Regions from separate parts of the Mus musculus genome. Here region 2 is linked to region 1. A link is a loop called in an ENCODE intact Hi-C map of the cell type or tissue named here. Cell type or tissue: left cerebral cortex. All regions are shown on one strand. Links, peaks and the distances in the headings refer to the core of each region. The heading gives the core; the rest is flanking DNA. Region 1 overlaps Rbm33 (RNA binding motif protein 33). Region 2 holds the start of Gm35524 (a long non-coding RNA gene).

Region 1 (10,670 bases), core at 1,621-9,620:
TTACTGATTGACTTGGTGTGGTGGTTACTTTTTTTTTTTTTTTTTTTTTTAAAGATTTATTTATTTATTATTATATGTAAGTGCACTGTAGCTGTCTTCAGACACACCAGAAGAGGGAGTCAGATCTTGTTACGGATGGTTGTGAGCCACCATGTGGTTGCTGGGATTTGAACTCTGGACCTTCGGAAGAGCAGTCGGGTGCTCTTACCCACTGAGCCATCTCACCAGCCCCGTGGTGGTTACTTTTATGTCAACTTAGCACATGCTAGAGTCATTTTGTAAGAGTGGGTCCTAACTTAGAAAATGTTCCTACCAGAATGGCCTGTGAATAAGCTTCCTGGGCATCTTCTTGATTGATGGTTAATATGAGAGGGCCCGGCACACAGTGAGGTGGTGCTACTCTGAGCTAATGCTCTTGGAAGGAAGCAGGCTGAGATTAAATTAATCCAATAAATCTTTCCCTGGATTTCTTTTTTGTCATGGTGTTTTGTAACATCAGTAGAAACCTTAACTAAGGCACTTGGATCAGAAGCCACAGTATCAGTTACATACCAGAGGTATATAAACTGGTTCTCATTCATTCATTCATTCATTCATATATCCTTCCTCCCTCCCATTCTCCCTTTCCTCCCCTTATCCCATCAGATGTCATATAAACATAATTTCTAGTTTATAATCCAGGAAATTTTGAAGATCACTTAAAAACATGTTTAGATATACTTCTAGGTGTTGAATCATCTTTATCTGAAATGGGAAGGGTAGGACCAGAGTTTTTCAAGTTTCAGAGTTTTCTAGTTTGGGGAATGAATAACCTGGATTTTACCCATTGAGTAACCTTAAGCCAAAATTTGAAATCTGCAACATGAAACTTTGAGACTTAGAAAGTTACTGATTTTTCAGACTAAGGATGCTCAAATTGTATGTGCCAGAATATGCTGAGGAACAGAACTGAAACTGGAGTGCTCACACTATGCTCTTACGTGTAAAGAATGTTACATACAATGCACATGATGTGTTTCATTGACTTCATGGTAGAATGGGCATGTCTGTTAGAACTCCTTATTCAGGCTTCTTAAATATCAGCATGGTAACATCGTGTGTAGATAGAAAAAGCTTTTTTGTATTTTATCAAAGTGACGATGTTAAAAAATCCTCTCAGAGCATCAGAGTAGTGATGTGTCTAGCTAGTACCATTTTTGTGTTTGTGTTCTGAGGATGGGCAAGTATGTTTTACATATTCACAGGTTCCTCATTATTGACTGTGCTTTGAGGAGAAGGTATCTTGACGTCTTTTTTGGTAGCAAGAAACTTCGGTTGCCTCAGCTTCACTTGACATAGCTAATGTGATCTGTGGGGATTTCTGTTCTATATCTTTCAATAAATCCTAATGCTTTATTTTGAGAAAGATATAATGCTTACATTTCAAACCTCATTTTAATGCCATTTTTAGCTAATAGGCTTACATGTTTGTGGTAAATGGGAGTGTTTGTTTTGCATTATTCTTATTGTGCACCCAGGTTCAGGCTTGCTCTCTCGATCCCTCCCTCCCTCCCTCCCTCCCTCCCTCCCTCCCCTCCCCTCCCACCACCTGTGTGTTTTGTGTGTGGGTGCACATGTATAGGCCAGAGGTTGATGCTGGATGTCTTCCTCAGTCACATTTCTATCTTAGTTTCTCAGGGTTTATAACTAAATCTGGAACCATTTTAGCTAGTCTGATTCATTGAGTCCTCCTGCTTCATTTCCCCAGCATTGGGCTCCTAGCCTAGGTCTGTGCTTCCACAACCTGGGTTTATATGCATGCAGAGGGTTGGAACTCAGGTCTTGATGCTTAGGAAGCAAGTTCCATTGAGATATCTCCCCAACTCTAAAGTACATTTTTACATTTGTTTGTTGTGTCCGTGTGCTTGTGTGTAAGGTGCATGTAAGGAGGTCAGAGGACAGTTTGCAGGGGTCATTTTTTTCCTCTACCATGTAGGTTCTGGTAGTCAAACTCAGGTCATCAGGTTGGATGTGAGACACTTTGCACCCACTGCCATCTTGCTGGCCTTAGAGCAAACATTTAAAGGCAACAGAAAAAAGTATTTTTTGTGCTATAAAATGGAGTCACATTTAGGGAGAATAGCTAAAATTAATAATAAAACAATAAACAAAAACATTAAGAGGTTTGCATTTATGAGGAAGATTGTTTTCTAAATTTTATTTTTAATTATATATGTACATGTATATGTACATGAGAGTACAATGCTAACAGAGGTCAGAAGAGGACATTGGATCTCTATAGGTGGAGTTACAAGTGATTATGAGCTGCTTACAGTCATCATGCTAGAAACCAAACTCAGGTCCCCTGTGACAATAGAAAGCATTCTTAACCACTGAGTTAAGAGTTTAAGAGTTGAGAAATACTGGGTTATTTCTCATGGATGAGGTGATACTACATGAAAAGAATTTGATATTTATTATTTCATTTTAGAGCACTTTGTGCTCTTTTTCTTCTTTGAGTAGCAGTTCCTTTGATACAGATTTTAGCTGTCTCAGCGACTACACTAAAGGACAGTGAGATGAGGTCCTTTTCCTTCATCTCTCAGTTCTGCTAGTAAAATACACTACTGAGAATGAGCGAGTTTGTTGGTTAGTTTCGTTTTCTTTGGGTGCTTTGTATAGAACGTAGGGCCTCACTTTGGTGGGAGAGGAACACTATAGCATTGAGCTGTAACCCATCCTGAAAGTAGTTATTATATAAGAGAATCAGCTATATCATTTTTCTTTTAATAATTTGATTTCTTAAAACTAATGTTCTTCTGCTATCTCAGATTGCTCACTTTTGTTAAGGCACAAATTGAATTTTTTTTTTTCTATTTTTGAAGTAAATCGCCTCATAGCTGTTGATTAGGGTTGTGTGAAGTAGATAACAAATAATAGCATCTTTCACAAATGCCATGGATGTCCAAAATAGACATTGTCTTTTGGATTTCTGAAAGTGAAAGTCAACAGTTATGTAGATTTGAATAAGTCTTGAGGCAGTGTTATGGCTCTCTAGTTATATTAAAATCCTGAATTAATTTTTTGATGCTGCATTTTGATTCTTGATTAATGGCAAATCCCTTTTTATGGAATATCATTTATATTTACATATAGATATTTATCTTCATCTATGTGCATACTTAGGCAATAGAAAGAAGTAGGCTGACCACAGGAATAATTGCTAAGTTTGGGATTATGTGTATGTTTTGAAGCCTACATGGTGTTTTTCATCTTGTTTTTCATTGTTCTTTAGGGCCCTCCAGAATTTCCACAGCACACACCTGGACCTGTTCCCAACAGTTTTAACCAGCCACCTAGACTTCCTCTCCAGGACCAGTGGAGAGCCCCACCCCCACCTCAGGAACGAGACCCTTTCTTCTTAGGAGGTACATGAAGGGATGTAATGGGCACAGGATGAAGTGACAGAAGCTGCATTGAATGATGTACCTATGCAGTTACTGCTAAAACAGAATTTGCCTCCCACTAGAAGATGTATTACAGTGATTCTACCAGTCATCTCAGTGGCTAAAATTAAACAGTAATTGGATCTGAAATATGACAGTCTTTTACAAAGAAGGCATGGTTTATAGAAAACAGCTCACAAAATCATGCCAGGATAGCTAAATCTAGGACTCTTTATAAAATACGACACTAACACTTGAAAATAGTGAGGCAGTTCCTGAAAACACTCATTGTAAATGTCACTTACTTCCTTGGATAGAGGTATGCGAGAAGAGCATAACCTAAGCTGTATGAATACAGGGCTTGGGCTGAGCTCAGAGCATTTCTTTCTCTGTGTAGGCCTGAGCCTGAGGCTTCTAACCTCTCTGTACAGTCTGATCTTCCAAGCTGACTGTAGATCTGCCGTCTTGTGCTTCTGGCTGAATGGCTCTACTTGGCCTCATAACTAACTTTGGCAATGCATTCTAATCTTCTGGCTCTTTCTCACTCTCTGTCTTGTTCTGTCTTTACCTGTGTCTAGCTTGTTCTCTCTGCAGTCTGTCTCTTCAAAAAACTGCCACACACTCACCACCCACTTTCCTCCTCAGTGCTCTTAAATAACCTGTCTTTCCTGTCTGTTCTTTGTGAGTTGAGTGTATCCTGTCTCTCACTCATTCTGTCAGTCTTTCTCTAATCCATCACTTTGCCCCTCAATTAGATGTCACTTTCAAAACATGGCTGCTCCATTCTACACACTAACCTCCTCTTCATTTTTAGGGATTAAAGGTGTGTGCTAAGGGTGTGTCCATACTCTAGCCAGGTCCTACTGTAATCCAGTAGGTATCAGCATTCTGGAGAGACCCTGCCTTAGCATGTGATCCTATGCCACAGCAGCCATGTTGCTGGATTAAACTTCCTCTATAGCGTATCTAAGAAGTGTTTCTAACTTGAAGGTAATGAATCACTATTCAGTTTCAGGTGAACCAAGATTCCCCAGTCATCTTTTTTTGGAACAGCGAAGTCCTCCTCCACCGCCGCCTCCTCCCACGCTCCTGAACAGCAGCCATCCTGTTCCTACTCAGAGTCCCTTACCGTTCACTCAGCCTGGACCAGCTTTTAATCAGCAAGGACAGCAGCCAGTGTTCCCTCGAGAGAGGCCTGTAAGACCAGCCCTGCAGCCCCCAGGCCCAGTGGGGATCCTGCACTTTAGCCAGCCAGGGTCAGCAACTGCCAGGCCTTTCATTCCTCCTAGACAGCCATTTCTACCCAGCCCGGGACAGCCATTCCTGCCTACACATGCACAGCCTAACCTTCAGGTATGCACATGAGCTAGCCTTGAAGGAAACCATGCCTCTATGGTGCTAAGTCTTTGTGTTTCATGAAAGAGAAGTTTCGGGTTTTGTTTCTGCTAACTTACAGTTATGTAAATGATAGGAGTAGTAGTCTTAAGTATACTGTTCATATAGCCAGCTCTTTTGGACAGTATTGTTTACTTCCTTAATACTAGGAAATGTGATAAAGTGATTCTTGTTTTCTAGGAACTGAACTTGGAATTTTAAAAGCGATGTAAGACCACTAACATTTAAAGTATTTAAAGCCCTGATAGTTTATCTTGTGTAATGCTTTTTTAGCATCCTATTCCTGCTCAGGAGAAACAATGGCCTTTCTTGGTGGGGAGAAAAAGTGTGCTCTTTCTCACTCTTTATATGACAGACTTGTGCGCCCTCTGCTGGTAGGCATTTACTGGCCAGTATAAGAATTGTGACATTTTTCCTATCATTCATATATATATCTTAATTATCAAGATGTATAGTGATCACGTGAGTTGCAAAGGTATTCCTTAATTCCAGAACTTGGGAAGTATTGTGTACTCAAAAAAGGTGGAGGGAGAGTTGGTAATAATATACTTGTCTCAACTATTTGGATACCCAGAGAATACAAGAATGTCTATTTAGAGACTAGAAAGATGGCTCAGTCATTAAAAGCATTTGCTGCCTCTCCAGAGGATGGGATCCAATCCCCAGCACATACGGGGTGGCTCACAATCATTTGTAACTCGCGTCCCAACGGATCCAAAGTCTTCTGGCCTTGGTAGGCATCAGACATGCCCAAGGTACATAGACATACATTCACCTAAAACATCCATACACATAAATAAACTATTGAAAAGTATATCTAAGCTGGCAGATAGCATAGCAGGTAACAACGCCTGCAGTCAAGCCTGATCACCTGAGTTTGAGCCCTGCAGCTTACATGATGGAAAGACAGATCTGACTCTAGCAAGTTATCGCCTCGGGCACATGTTCATGTTCATACTTATATACTCACATATATACATAGCTAGTCAAGCAACACGTAAATGACATAAAATTAAAAAGAATATACATTTAAGCTAGAAAGAAAAGATAACTATTTACAGTGTTCAAAACGGGTTAAATATTTTGATTTTTTAAAAATAAAAATAGAAATAATTTCTCCTTTGTTATAGAAATATTAGAAGATAGGTGAATCTAAAGAAATTAATAATTCCGTTACCATACAGCAGTTGCCGCTATGAACATGTAGTTGGAAAGCCTTGTGTCCTTGTGTCTGTACTTTCCCCTTGTAGACCCTTTGAGCATGCTGGGGGAGGTTGCCATTTATGATGACGCATATGCTTAGGCGAGCAAAGGTAGTGTAGTGTCAGCAGCCAATTGCTGCATTTATGATGGTGTTAGTTCTCCACATAAGCTTGTTCTCATGCTGGGTTTTTAAGGAAACCATTGCATTGAGATCTCCCTAGCACATTTATTAATAAGCTGTTGTTTCTCTTTCTTTTGTAATGGAAGGGACCCTTGCATCCTCCGTTGCCACCACCTCATCAACCACAGCCCCAGCCGCAACAGCCCCAACAGCAGCCCCAGCATCACCAGCACCAGCCGCCCCTTCAGCCTCCCCTCCAGCCTCCACACCAGCCTCCCCCACAGCATCAGCCTCCCCCTCAGCATCAGCCACAGCAGCACCAGCATCATCATCACCTTTCTGCTCCTCCCCCTCCTCTGATGCCCATGTCTCAGCCGCAGTTCAGGCCGCATGTACAGACTGCCCAGCCACAGCCCAGCAGCAGTCGGATGCAGTGTACCCCACATCAGGGGCTCCGGCATGTGAGTAACAGATATGGGTTAACTTGCAGGTTTTATGGGACATAATTTTTGAGTTAGATAATTTTTAGAGTATTTTGCAAAAAAAATTTAATTATAGATATTAACTTACCCTTTTCTGAGCCTTGAGTTTTCTGTAGTGATTAGATAGTACTGTCATTCTTTCAGTGCAAGGGGTTTAGCTTTTTATATAGATTATCGGCCCCTGTGGGTCCTGATTCAGAGCTTCCATTCAGTTATAGGAAATTAACTTATATTTGTTGGTGGTGTTACATTTTACATATGGTCTTGTCATCCATTGAAAGGAACTGGGAACTAGTAGGCTGGTATGAGAGTAAGATGTAGCTCCCTTCCATTGTCTTGTCTCACAATATCCTAACACAGTTCCTTTCTATGAGCCTGCGTCTTAGTCCTGTACTTTTATTCTAATAGTTTGAGGAAGTCAGTGAGTTGCTTTGAGCCTGTTTTCCTAATCCTGCCTCTTTATATCGTAATATGACTTGAACAAAACCTTTAAGGGATTTCTAGATAGAGGAGAGGCGTGTGTAGTCCTGTTTCCTTGTTAAGGTGATGCCAGAAGCGCAGTTCCTCTTTGTCTCAGCCATCTCTGATCCTTGACATGTGGGTTCTCTTCTCAGGCATGTCTCTTCTTGTGAAATAACTTTGTGGCACCTTTCTCCTCCAGAAAGCTTTTTATAAGATTAAAACAGAGCGTTGGGTTCTCCTGTTCCATTTTAAACGTAGGTAAAGTAGAAACAATGTGCCATTGATACAGTTGGGTCCTTGAGGCAGGCAGAGTGAGGTGTTATTTATTGCTTGGCCCAGAATGCTGTTAAAAATGTTAGTCCATATAACGAAAAATCACTGGGTTTGACTTTTGTAAGTGGAAGCTGTATCTTTATGGAACTGAGTCCTAAGCATCAGGGCACACAGCAATACACAGCACACAGCATAAAAAGTATTTGCCAAACAGTAAGGGGGTTACCTCTCAGAAAGGAAGGCAGTTATTGATGACAGTGATCACTTGTTGTTTTACTCACTCATAAACTTGTGTTTCTTTTTGTGACAGAATGCAGCATCTCAGAATATAAGCAAACGGCCCATGCAGCAGATGCAACCCACTGCTCCCAGGAACAGTAATCTCCGTGAACTCCCCATAGCACCTTCACATGTTTTGGAGATGAGTGGTAACCGATGCTCCTCTACACCTGTTGCTCAGGTGAAGTCCATTGTCAACACATCCCCACCTTGTAGGGCTGTGGTGTCTTCCAGGAGCTCACAGGGCAATACTGATGCAAAAGCCAAGCCACTTAGTCCTGAAGCTCAACCTAAGGAAGAAGCAAAACCAGAAGCAGAGGTAGGACGCCTTCCCGGGGTGCATTGTCTCTGGAGTAGAGTCCTGAGCACCAGTGTATTCTGCTTAGTGCACTCATGCAAGGATTATATTTGTACAGTTATTGTTGTATTATATAGAATCAATATATATTCAGGTTTAGCAGATGTTTTCTGTAAAAGACCTCCAAGTTCTATAAATGTTCTAGACAATCATAGTTACTTACTTCACCATTGTGGTACAAAGTGCTTTATAATAGTTCTTACAGGAACAGATGCGTTGAATACCAGTAAAACCTTACTCACAAAACCATGTGGTTCTGTGGCTTTACTTATATTTAGTAATTTAGAGTAGGTGTGGGGTAATAAATGTGGATCAGTATTTTATATGATTTTCACTTCTTACAAACCTCAACTTTCTTACCTGTTAAGTGAGGATGAAATAAGGTAGGGTGTACCTGGGAGCTGGGCACAGATAAGTACAGCACATGTTGAGTGGACTGATTATTACGTTGTTCAGTGTAATGATAGCAAGAATTGAGGGAATTCATCCTTCTTAAAAAAACCAGTTAATACTGTTTTAACCTTTTAATTAGGCTTTCATCATTCAGGTTTTTTTTTCTGATAAGTGATTCTGATGGTATTAATTGTATCACATCAAAATTAGGAAGTCAGAATGTTTTGGATGGCATTTAATAGACATATTAAAAGTTTGATATGCGGGTTCCATAATCGGTGCATGAAAGAAGACTAACTCTACTGGACTGAAACGACATGGTTTATAAAGAGCCTTTGTGATCTGGGTCTTGGGTTGCAACCTTGTAATCTCAGCTACTCTGAAGGTAGCCATCTTATCTTCTCTTGAGCTTTTAAGTCGGTGAGACAGACTAAACCTTCAAGTTTAAAATAAAGGCCCAACCTAGTCGGCCATCAGTGGGAGGAGAGGCCCTTGGTCTTGGGAAGATCATATGCCCCAGTACAGGGGAATGCCAGGGCCAGGAAGTGGGAGTGGGTGGGTTGGGGAGCAGGGTGGGGTGAGAGCATAGGGGACTTAATGGGGACTTAACTTAATAGGGGACTCACTTAATCTCAGCTATTCTGAAGGTTAAGTGAGGCAGGAAAATCAGTAGTTCAAGGCCAGTGTGGGCAACTTAGATCCTTCTCAGAATTAAATAATAATAATAATATAATAATGTGATATATATCACTATATATGTGTGTGTGTGTTTTCCCCCTTCCGCAGTGGTAAAGCTTTGGCCAACATTCACAAAACCCTGTGTTCAATCTCAGCAAACCCCTCTCCCCCCAAACCTAAATAAAATGTCCTCCCCTCCCCTTTCTTTTCTTTTCTTTTCTTTTCTTTTCTTTTCTTTTCTTTTCTTTTCTTTCCCCCCATCCCCCAATCTTTTGATAGTGCCTTTGGGTTATATAGCTAGCTTTTTAGTCTGGTTCACATACACATTTCTTTTATAATAACAGTGACTTAATAATAAAAGGAGACCAGGAATTCTGGAAATTTATTACAGGCAGGCAGATAATTTATGAAAGCAAAATAGAAAGTTGACAGATTGCAATGGTATAGGTTGAATGCCTTAATTTGTTTTTGTTTAGTGTGTGTGTGTATGTGTATATGTATACATACATATATACACACACACACATATACATAAATGGAACCAAGCTTATATTTCTCTTCTTTGTAAAGGAATATATTTATTTTGCTTAGCTAAAGGTGACTTACTGACTTGACTTAGATTTATTGAGTTGGTAATGGTACAGTAAAGGATAAATCTAGAGTATTTTTATCTATATCTCTGAACCTACTTTAACCCTTTCTTGACTGCTTGGGAAACAAATGCAGAGGAAATCACTCCTATGTTAGGAAGTGGTGCATTTGGGTCTTAGTACAGTTGTTGCATTGTGGGCTTCCTCATCATGCCTGCTGCAGTAGCAACCCCTCACCTACCTACCTACCTTGTTTGAAGTGTACCTAAGACTTTGACATGCAACAAGAAGTCAACAGCGTGCCCACTCAACTCTACCTCTATGATTGTCTTACGTTTCTAATTCTTGAGACTTATGGAAATAGGTAAGATTTGTAACTAGGTGAATTGTTGATAGATTGAATCTTCAATAAAGAATTTTATGGATAGATTATTTTATAAAACATTTAAGTTTTTAAGCTTTCTTCATTGGATTCTTTACTAAAAAAGAAAATCACTAGACATTTGAAAGGAATTCTCTGTATAGACTTTGAGTGTAGTTTGGGTCTGGGATATTCAGGGCATTCATGTAACATTAATATTCCAATACTGTGATTGGCAGCATTCTGATTCTGAGGAGGGTTCGTGAGTTCAAGGTCAGAAAGATTGACTTGAGCTATTCATTATAACCAATTATTCTGTGACAAATGAGTTTGAGATCAGGCTGAAAATTCCCTACGAAAAATCAATAGTTCTAATCAGGGCCTTTCAGGTCATTTACACCCCACCTTTTGTTGGTTTGTCAGGGAAGAGCCAGATAAAATCCCTGTGACAGCAGGGACTATATGGCTATTGCCATTTCCATTTGAAACATATTTTGATATCTTAAATGAATAGTTTAATTGGTTTCAAACTTGTAAATGAGTAGAAATTTACATTATTTCATTTTTAATATTCTGATAAGATTTTCCAAATTAGGTTTAGCTGTATAATTCCCCCCCCCCCCCCAGAGGAAAGAGTTAAACTTCTTGTT
Region 2 (10,670 bases), core at 1,746-9,745, 94 kb before region 1:
TCACAATGAAAAGGACTCCAGAGAGGTGCCTTTTGCCTGTTGCCATGTGAGGACATGGCTAAAAGCAGCATCTATGCAGCAGGAGGTATCCCTTGCCAGATGCCAGCATGCTAATCTTGCTGATCTCGCTGATCTCGGGCTTCCAGCCTTCAGAATAGCAAGTGGTGAGATGCCTGTTGTTAAACTGCCAGTCAGGTGCTGTGTCCCAGCAGTAGCAAAGGCCTCGCTGCTTTCCTTTCCCCTTTCCATGGTTCTGAGGTGGAACAGAAAAACTCAATGAGGACATGGGAAGGCAAAGAGTTCCTTGCTGGGGCTACTGACCAATCCTCCAGTCAAGAAGTGAGAATTCCAAGGCTGGAGAGACCACTCAGTGCTGAACAGTTACGAGCTGAGCTCTTCCAGAGGTCCTGAGTTAAATTCCCACAGCCATCTGTAATGGGATCTGAGGGCCTCCTCCAGTGTGTCTAAAGACAGCTGCACTGCATAAAATAAATAAATAACATAAAATAAATAAGTAGTACTCACATTCATTCAATCAATCAATCAATCAATCAATAAATAAATAAACAAAACAAATGACAGAGAAACACTGAAATGGTCCATGTCTATTGCTAAGACAGTTGAGATTCTCCCTTGAGGATCACCGCCCAGTCTTCGGTATGTCTCACTCTCTTCGAGTCTCCCTTGAGAAGCTCATACCCACACCTGGATATGTATATGTTTTATTCTTTTCTTAACTTTTGTGCATAAAATCTCTTCTTTAGAGCAGGAGAGATCGCTCAGCATTTAAGAGCATTATCTGCTCTTCTGGGGGGTCCTGAGTTCAATTCCCAGCAACCATACGGTGGCTCGCAACCATCTGTAATGGGATCTGAAGCTCTCTTCTGGTGTGTCTGAAGACGGCTACAGTGTACTCATATGGATACAATAAAAATCAGTCTTGAAGAAGCCCTTTGCTGACTAGCTCCTTCAGCCATGTTCCCCTTCAGCACTTTTTTGCTTTTATTAAAACCCCTACCTCTGCTCCCCACACACTAGTCTTAAAATTCTTCCTGTGTCAAATCCAAGAATCTTGAGTTGGCTTCAGTCACAGTTCCTTCAAGATCACGGGAACTACTAGGGCTGCTAATGGTGCTGAGAGTGATGGCGTGGAGCTGTTCCTGTGTCCCCTCACTGCTGACTGGCCCTTTGTTCCCTGGCTAGTCACAATCTCAGTGATGTTCCAGATGGTTAGGAGACTGGGGGCCCCTGGAGCCACCTGTACTCGGGTCCCAGGAGGAGGGACACTTGCAGACAGTGGTTACTAGCTGGGTCTGAGGTGCATGCTGAAACCCTGGCCCCTTGGGTGGCTGGGGATGGAGGACAGCAAGTTCAAGTTCAAAATGTACTGAGACTGTGTCCCCAAAGAAAACAAAACAAAAGTCATGGTCATTAAAAGACAAGAAAAGAAAATGCAGTCAAAACCTCAGGCTTAAGATTTGCAAGAGAGAGTTTTCTTCCTCTGAGACCTCTGTGGTTGCACACTGAGGCCATAAAGAAAGCCTTGGCCTGGGATCTCCTGGGGTTCCCACGCCCTGTACTACCACCAAACCCACAGCTCTTTTATGTGTTCTACAGCCCTTTATCAGACTTTAAAGATAGCCTTTTGCCTGCAGAGAAAAGGAATTCTTTTGCAGTACTGTTTCACAGCTCTGCTCTTTGCTCCAAGAAGATCAATAAGCTAAGGGGTGTTTAGGGAAACAACCCCTGCTCATTGAATCAGAGAGGGCTTCAGAAAGCAGTGGAAGAGCAAAGCTGCTCTACACACCCTTTCACATCCAAACACAAGTACATATTCATTTACTTCATGTCCTACTTTGTTTCTGATTGCTGTAGAAAGCATGGACTAAGAACAACTTAGGGAAGGAAAGGGTTATTTGCATACAGGTCCCAGTCATAGTACATTACTGAGGGAAGTTAGGGAAGGAGGCAGAAGAAGCTGATGTCTTGGAGGAATGCTGCTCACTGGCTTGCTCCCCATGACTTATTCAGCCTGCCTTCTTATAGAACTCAGGACCACTAGACCAAGGGTAGCACCACCCACAGTAAACTTCGCCCTTTTACATTAATCATTAATCAAGAAAATTGGAGGCCTTTTTCTCCTTTGAGGTTCCCTCTTCTCAGACGACTCTAACTTTTGTCATAAAACTAACCAGGCTAGCTCAGGTTCCTGAAATGAAATGATGATGCTTTCTTTCTTCACAACGTTCCCCTTCTCCAGGAGGTGGGCCACAAAGCAGATGACAACACAGTTGTCCTTGACTGCCAACCTATCTTTTCCAGGCCACCGTGTCCCTTCAGTTTCATTCTCCACCCCACATGAGCAGTAAGTACCACATGCAGCATTAAGGTCCATGTAGAATCAAACAGGAGGAGGGGTGGAGGCAGAGGCTTTGGGTAGAGTGTCTTTGCTGGGCCCCAGTGCCCTGCTCGGGCTAGCTGGGGGGCAGGGGGCAAGTGGAGGGACCAGCACCAGTTCAGAATAGCTCCTCCTGTCCTAAAAAATCAAAAACACAGTGAGGTCAACAATGAGTGCCAATCTCCTGCTGAGTCCATGGTTCTGAAGCTCACTGCAATATGTATGTGTGTATGTATGTATATGTATGTATATATATATGTGTGTATGTATATGTATGTATATATGTATGTGTATGTATGTATATGTGTATGTATATATGTATGTATGTATATGTGTATGTATATATGTATGTGTGTATATATGTATGTATATATGTATGTATATGTATATGTATATATGTATGCTTGTCATAGAATTGCAGAAACTCTTGCCATCCATTCCCTGCCCTCCATAAGAGTGCAACCAAATAAAGCAAAGTTTGATTCACTGAAGCCCAACTTGAGGCCAATTTCTTCACTGGGCTAGCTTACAAAACATGGGTAAGGGGTTACATACAGGAGCACAGATAACTCATAGAAGCTGCGCCACCCGGAAGTCTCACCAGCATTTAAGACAACTTCCCCATAGCTACATAGAAAGCACTCACCCTGCTTCAGTCGACTTTCCAGCCTCTGTGTGCTCTGGCAGCTCCTGGGACAAAAAAGCCACATGCAATTAGGACAGAATTGTATGTAAATGGCAGAGAGGCACAGCTGCAATCTCAGTCAAGGGTCCAGGGGGCTTCCCCACCTCCTGTGAGAGAGAGATTGTCAGCAGTAAGTAAGCCCAATCTGGAGGGTCTTGCACAAGTCATTAAGCTGTCCTGCTGACAACGAATGGCTGTTAGGGTCAGAGAATGTCTTGTACTCAGCTGTTTTCTGTGAACGAAAGTTTCTGGGAAAAAAAACTGCATCTCACACTGAACCTTCTCTACAAAACTAACTGATTCAAACTTCAATGCTGTGGAGAAGCTGAGATGTTGCAGGTTGAGAGCCTGATTACAGTTTATCCTGGGCTATCCTTACCCCCTATGTGTCGGACCTGACACCTTTGGGATGAAAGTGTAAGCTTTCGGGAGACCACTGGCTTCCATAAACCGAAGACCGAGCAAGCTTCTAGTATTGTATGAGGCCGCAGTGGAGCCTTCTCTGCTTGTTTTAATCTGCCCACCTGGTGCATGCCATTCTGTCACTATAAGAACTTCATGAAGCAGTTACCATGCTGGAACATGGGATTTGAGGTAACCTGAATGTGTTCCCAGGTCATGGTCACTTATAGTTTGCTCCAGAATAAAGTACCTCTTTGTGCTTGAGGTGAGGTGCTGTTTTTGCATTAACATTCCCTTTATACACGCATCTGATGGGTTGAGAGCTTCTCCTGAGAACAGTCGTCCTAGATTCACCATCCAATTGGGAAAGCAGATGCAGACAGGTGTTCTTTCCCCATTGCAAATCACGGGCTGATTGAGTGGATTTTCCCTGCTCTGGCAAGTCAGCCCTTGGGCCTTTCCTGTATAAAATCATTGGAAAATACTTTTCTCACGCAGAGAGAGAGAGAGAAAAAAAAAAAAAATACGCACCTCTTACCAGAACTGAAAAGGGGCTGAGAGCTAGTTTCTGGCAGAAACTAACAAGCCTCCTCTAGCTTTTTTTCCACTTTGTTCAATCCAAGCAAAATCTCCCTGTACAAATCAAAGAGGAAACACAGGATGGGTAAGGCTTTGCATTTCAAAGTAGTTTTAAACAGGGCGTGCACTTGAAAAATGCGAGTTAGGGAAATCCTGTCAGCTGGGCTCTCTTAAACAAAGAAAAAGCTGAGGATTTAAACAAGAAATACAAAACACTCTTAAAAAAAAACACACACACAACTTTGCTAAGACCATTAATCAAGGTTGTTGTTGTTCTTAAAACCACATAATTTGTTTGTTTATTTGTTTATTTGTTTATTTATTTATTTACTATGGGGTTGAGGCACATGCCCACCACGGTAAGCATTTGGAGGTCAGACCTCTTATGGGACTTGGTTCTCTACCTCAACTATATGGGTTATAGGGCTTGGCAGACCGCAAGCATCTTAAGTCACCTTTTAGGCTCCTCTGTCAAGCTTTCATTTTAAATTATTCACCTGGTAAGATTGGGTTTTGAAAATCTCGTATTGGGAGACTGATGAGAAAGTTCCGCTCGTAGCCACCCAAACCTGGCAACTTGAGTTTGACTTCTGAAAGGTGTCTTTTGGAGAATTTATTAAATGGTGAATCCAAAAAGCAGGTATAATTTATGTTTTAAAAATATAGAACAGGTGGGGTATGGTGGCACATCTGTAATCATAGTACTTGGGAGGCTGAGGCACGTGGATCAAAAAATGAAGGACTACTCAAGCTACAAAACAAGACTTGTCAGAAACAAGGTATTCATAGTGAAACAGGCTCATCTCCAAACACAACTTCATTTCCACCCATATTTCAAAACTGGTTCCTGCTCCAGAGCGTTTTGCATGCAGTGCCAACGATGACCAGCAGGTGGCGCCATGAGGGCTCAAGCAGGCCGGCAACTAGAAGCGAAAGCTAGGTAAGGTGGTCAGCTCCTACCTCCATATTTACAGCACAGATACCTGCAAAAGGCAAACTGTGTTCTCCTGATTTCTTTCTGTTTAAACATATTTGACATTCCATCTTTTATTAACATGTTCATATCTGAGACAATTCTCTGTACACTGCCACACTGCCTCAGCACAGGGTATCAATCACAGACCCCATAAAAACATTATATATGTCTTAATTGTCTTGAAAACTTGGCAGAGTAATTGAAAGATTCAAAGGTCAAAAAAAAATCTACTTTGTCTTTCTTACTTTTTAGAAAACAGAAACCCAACAACACAAAGATTGATAGGAATACATTTCCTCGTCTCTTCCGCATGTTGTATTATGCAGTAGAGATGTCAAGCTGACAGGATTGTGTTATGTCTTCTGTCTGACGAAGAACATGCCTTAGCATGCCTATTAATTGAGATGCTAACTTATAAAGAAAAGGGCTGACTGGAGAAACCATGAAAGAGTCAACGCTGAGGAAAGCATTTCTGCTGACTGGTAAGAGCCAATCCCAAGACAATACATCACATTGGAACAATCATCCACAGTTTGCACAAAGACCCATGTGAGAGAAGACCAATGGGTGGCTCTTTCTAGAGGAGAGCGAGGCAGGGTTCTAGAGCATTGCTGTCCATAGCATTGGGCTCATTACACCTTCTTAGACTCCACGTAGGAACAAGTCCCAAGTCCACACATAGGGGCAGTTGTTCACCTTGGCAGCAGTAGGTAGCCCAGGTTGGCCAACTCCCTTCCTCTGCCTCCTAAGTGCTGGGATTACCAGCCCAGCTAGCCTAGCTGTGAAATATTTCTTCTAAGACAGGGTCTCACTATGTGTGCTCTCTCTCTCTCCTCGCTCTCTCTCTCTCTCTCTCTCTCTCTCTCTCTCTCTCTCTCTCTCTCACACACACACACACACACACACACACAAACATACAAAGAGAGAGAGAGAGAGAGAGAGAGAGAGAGAGAGAGAGAGACCTGAGAATGTCTCCTAAATACAGCAGTGGAATTAACTGAGATATCCAGGATTATAAACTTGCTGAGTGAGATGAAGCCTCTGTTTCTCCTTGGAGGCGAGCGTCTGGGAGCACTCAGGCAGGCTGTCTCCAGATGTGGGCTCTAGAAGTGAGCGTCTGGAAACAGGCAGGCAAGATGTCTCCAGGTGTGGGCTTAGAAGGGCTCTATGCTGTTCTCTTACTAATCTAGGTTAGTTACTTCTAGGCGATGCATATACTTGTTTCAGTAATAAGGAAAACCATCAGGAAACTTCATTTAAGCCTGGTTTACATAGTCAGGCTAGGCAGGACTACATAGCGAGACCCTGTCTTAAAAGAAAAAAAATAATAATACAGCTGGGCTTGGTGGATGACACCTGTAATCCCAGCATACAAGAGGCAGATGAAGGAAGATCTGTAGGTTGGCCAGCCTGGGCTACATAGTAAGTCCTAGGACAGTCTGAATTATAATATGAAACCTGGCCTGGGGTGGTGGGGTGGTGCTAGAGTGATGACTCAGTTTGAGAACACTGATCTGTTCTTTCAGAGGACCTGGCTTCTATTTCTAGCACCCACATGGCAGTTCACAACCTTCTACCTCTCCAGTTCCAGGGGATCCTGACACCCTCTCCCTATCCTACAGAGGCACCAGACACTCATGCGATATATATGCAGGTACAACACTCATACACTTAAGATAAAGCATTAATTAAAATTTTACTGAATGTTTGGCCCATGTGCTTGTTGACTTTTGCCAACTCAACACAAATCTAGACATATCCGAGAATAGGAAATCTTAATTGAGAAAATGTCTCCATTAGCCTGGACTGTAGGCAACTGTCTAGGGCATTTTCCTGAATGATGATTTATGTGGAAGGGCCCAGCTCAATGGAGGTGGTGCTGCCACTCCTGGGCAGATGGTCCCTGGTGGTACAAGCAAGTAGTCTGAGCAAGCTGTGGGAGCAGTCTAGTAAGCAGCATTTGTCTACGGCATCTGTTTTGGTTCCTGCCTCCAGTTCCTAGTTCCCTCGGTGACGGAGTAAACATAACCTGAGAGTTGTAAACCAGAAACCCCTTTTCTTCCTCAAGTTGCTTTTGCTTATGGTGATTTATCACAGCAATATAAACCTCAAGGAACACAACCATGTAGTTATAACCAAGTAGTAATAAGCAATAGCAGAGTTAAATGCATAGAAGGAAGATATGCATTTTGCATGTATTATAAGCAGAATGAAATCAAATTGTATACATTAATAAAGGAGATACCTAGGTCATAGATTGCTGAGAATCTGGGCAGTAGCCTCTCTGGTTTGATGTGTTCCCTCCTAAATTCAGATGTCCAAATGGAACAGCTAAAGTGGAAGGATGAAGAGGTGAGCTAAGGCCTCGGGTTCTTCCCCTTGGGAATGGGCTGGGATCCTGGTAAGAGCACCTTTGTCTTCCTCTCGCCTTTCTCTCTCTCCCTCCCACAGGTGCAGCCACACAAGACCACGTTGGAAACGGAATGTGGTTCTCATTAGATCCTGAGCCTGCTGGTGCCTTTATCTTGGACTTGCAGCTTCCAGTGCTGTAAGAGATGAATCTCTGTCCTTCATAAATTAACCAGTCAATGGCACTTAGTTACAGTAGCACAGAGGAACCAAAATGAAGGCTAATTTTATTCTTTTCTTCATTTCATGTTTCTACAATGAGCCTGCATTACCTTCAGTATCAAGAAACAATATTTTTAATGAAATAAAAAAATGAGCTAGGACACATGGCATAATCAAAACTCACTCAAAATGGCCTGGAGACTTAAATGTAAACTCTAAATTATAAAACTTGTAGAAGAAATCATTGCTTTGCATTTACCAATGATCTTAGCAGACTGAAAATACAAGTTAAGTAGACTTCATCTGAGCCTTAGACTCTCTTTGAAGGACAGTTACAAATATGAAGCTGGGTGTGCTGGCACACACCTTTAACCCCAGCACTCCATAGGCAGAGGTAGGGGGAATCTCTGAACTCAAGGCCAGCCTGATCTATAAAGCAAGTTCCAGGACAGCCAGAGTTACGAAGAGAAACTCTGTCTTGAAAAAAAAGCACACACATGAACATGTATGCACACACATGTGCACATACACAAACATACATGCACACACATACACACAAATAATATGAACAGATATGTCACCAACCGGAGAAAGTATTTTCAAAACACAACTTGAATCCATCATATTAAGAACATTCTAGAAACTTGGTAGGAGAAGAAAATTCGCCTATAAATGGGCAAACGGTTTGAACAGATGTCACAGATGTGACACAGATGTGTTAGAGGTAGGTGGAAGGTAGAGCGGGGAAAGACAGCGTGCTTAACTGCCGTTAGGGAAAGGGCCAGTTCAAGCTACCGTGAACGCCAACCGCTCCACGTCTGTCTCGGCCTAAGTCAGTTTTTGTTACCAGCCAATCTGAAAGTCCCACAAGCTGATGGGGATGGGGTATTTCTCATGAGCTATAGTGCCCGTGGGGGTGTGGCTTCACTATGAAGACCAGCAAGCAGTTCCTTGTGGGTGAACTCAGTTTCTCATGAAATGTCACTTCCCGGAAATGTCACTTCCAGCTGTCTGCTGTCTGCTGAAGAGAAACAAAAACATAGCTATGTCTGAGAATGTTTATAACACTTTCTTCTTCCTTCCTTCCTCCCTCCCTCCCTCCCTCCCTCCCTCCCTCCCTCCCTCCCTTCCTTCCTTCCTTCCTCCCTTCCTTCCTTCTTTTTTCCTTCCTGTTCTTCCCCTCCCCCTTTTGCTTCCTCTTTTTTTTTAAATTGGGTATTTATTTCATTTACATTTCCAATGCTATCCCAAAAGTCCCCCACACGCTCCCCATTGCTTCCTCTTTTTAAAAGACAGGGTCTCTCAATGTATTCCACACTGGTTTGGAATTTGCTTTGTAGCTCAGGCTGGCCTCAAACTCAAGCCAATCCTGTTTTAGCCTTCTGAGTGTTGAGGTGGCAGGCATGTGCTTCTGTGCCTTTTGTATAACATTTTCTTACTTGCAAAGCTGGAAACAGCCCCAACCACTGGGCGAGGTGATAGGGGTGAGCAGGCTTCATTGCTGCAGTGCGGTACTGCATGGTATCAAGAAAGGCAGGATACAGATACAAACCACAGTGGAGAAGTCCCAGATGCACTGGGCTGAGAAAGACCACATCGGGTATGATTGCATTTGTAAGACCTTCTAGAAATGGCAACAGAAAGACAAAGAGGGTCAGAAGGCATGATCGCTGGAGAAAAGGAAGTTATAAACTGATCCATGCCGGCTGAGGTAGAGCTGTATCCCTCTATGCTTTTTAACAGGACTTGGAGCCAAATTTAAATGAGGCTGGATCCATCTTTTATCTGAGTTTTCATGGCCATTGTAAAGATGAGAATGTTATGGAGATGGGGTGTGGACAGTTGTTCTGGATGCTACTGAAATGCCCCATTAGAACTGGCCAAATGAGGTGTTTTTATGCTGTCCCCCCTCCAAGACACTAATCCTAACTGCTGCTATGTGTGCCACAGTTGCTGGCAAAGCCGGTTTGTCTGACACTCCATGTGTTCCCCACTCCCAGCCTGACTCACATCTTGTCAATCATCAGAAGGCCCAGAGGGAGGCCCTGCCTCGTGCCCCCAGCCTGACTCATCCCTTGCTGTTTCTGCTGTTGTTATAAAATGAGGCACCTGGAATAGTTGTGATGTTGCATCAAGACACTGGCCCAAGTGACTGTGGACACAGTGCTGTGACTAAATGACACCAAGCACAAAGGATGCTGGATCGGCTAGCAGGGCTTTTCACAGCCAGATCTATGACACTTTGAACTTAAACCCTGAGAAGATAAAAATTTATAACCCACAGAATTGAAAAAAAGAAACCATAGTTCCATGTTGACAAAATGTGATATCTGGAGACAGGAATTAATGGACAAGAGAAAACCCGTCACAGTAGCATCCCAAGCCGTGAATAGGATCACAGCTTTGGGCAGCACTGTTTGATGCTTGTAATAAAACCCACAAATTCAGCCAGGAATCTCTAAGGATAAGGAACCTCCTTCATGTCACTCTGTCAGAAGCAGGACATTCTCATGGTCTCGGTGACCACGTGATCCACAGAATCCCCAGTGATCCTCAGAGATCCACAGGACATGTGTTACTCGGGGAGTGAGAACTTCTAGGTGAGAACTGGGCTGATGTCACTTCACTGTGGGATCCAAGCCACCATCCCTATGGTGCCCACCCCCGTGGTGATCAGTGAGGACACTCACACCCATTCTGTGGTGGCACTACTAGCCTAAAACTAGACCAAGCTGGATACATGGAGAAACATCCTGCCAAGTCCTCCGCCAGTGTTCTTTGAAGGAGGCAAGGGCACGGACCACTGAGCTGGATGCAGGACCCATCTTAGCTTAAGTAAGATGTGTAGACTTGACTTCTAAAGGCAGCTTGTGACCATAAGCCAGAAAAACACATGAATGTTCCCACGTTGGTGTATTCTCATTTTGTGATGACATCACAGTCTGCTTCATCCTCCCCCTTCTCTCCCCTCCCCTCTTCTCCCTCCTAATTTGGTTTTCTACTCATCTTTGTTTGACAATTTTGTTGATGTTGTTTCTTGTTCCCAGTGCTGCAAAAGC

The links. Hi-C counts contacts between places; a loop is a spot of excess contacts. Peaks named below come from ENCODE experiments on the same cell type or tissue, not always from the same donor. Only the 100,000 strongest peaks of a DNase experiment are listed, where the experiment ranks them.
Region 2: a loop joins it to region 1, with 12 times the contacts of the local background. A loop is called at or near these places in 20 of 42 quality-filtered maps.

What each region holds. Positions count from the first base shown.
Region 1 is chr5:28,383,213-28,393,882 of GRCm38, forward strand. Rbm33 (RNA binding motif protein 33) reads left to right here. Exons shown (of 19, transcript NM_028234.1): 11 at 3,275-3,407; 12 at 4,435-4,778; 13 at 6,291-6,605; 14 at 7,672-7,959. Among named protein-coding and RNA genes, the nearest start is that of Rbm33, 71 kb to the left of the region's middle. In left cerebral cortex, for the core only: a CTCF peak has its summit at 5,199 (motif pointing left); DNase peaks (open chromatin) are centred at 3,635, 4,009, 4,526 and 5,182; H3K27ac peaks cover 254 bases.
Region 2 is chr5:28,289,240-28,299,909 of GRCm38, forward strand. Gm35524 (a long non-coding RNA gene) reads right to left here and starts at 3,946. Exons shown (of 4, transcript XR_880911.2): 1 at 3,736-3,946; 2 at 3,045-3,088; 3 at 2,193-2,536; 4 at 1-479. Gm35602 (a long non-coding RNA gene) reads right to left here. Exons shown (of 5, transcript XR_003955879.1): 5 at 8,131-8,629. In left cerebral cortex, for the core only: a CTCF peak has its summit at 4,950 (motif pointing right); a DNase peak (open chromatin) is centred at 4,951.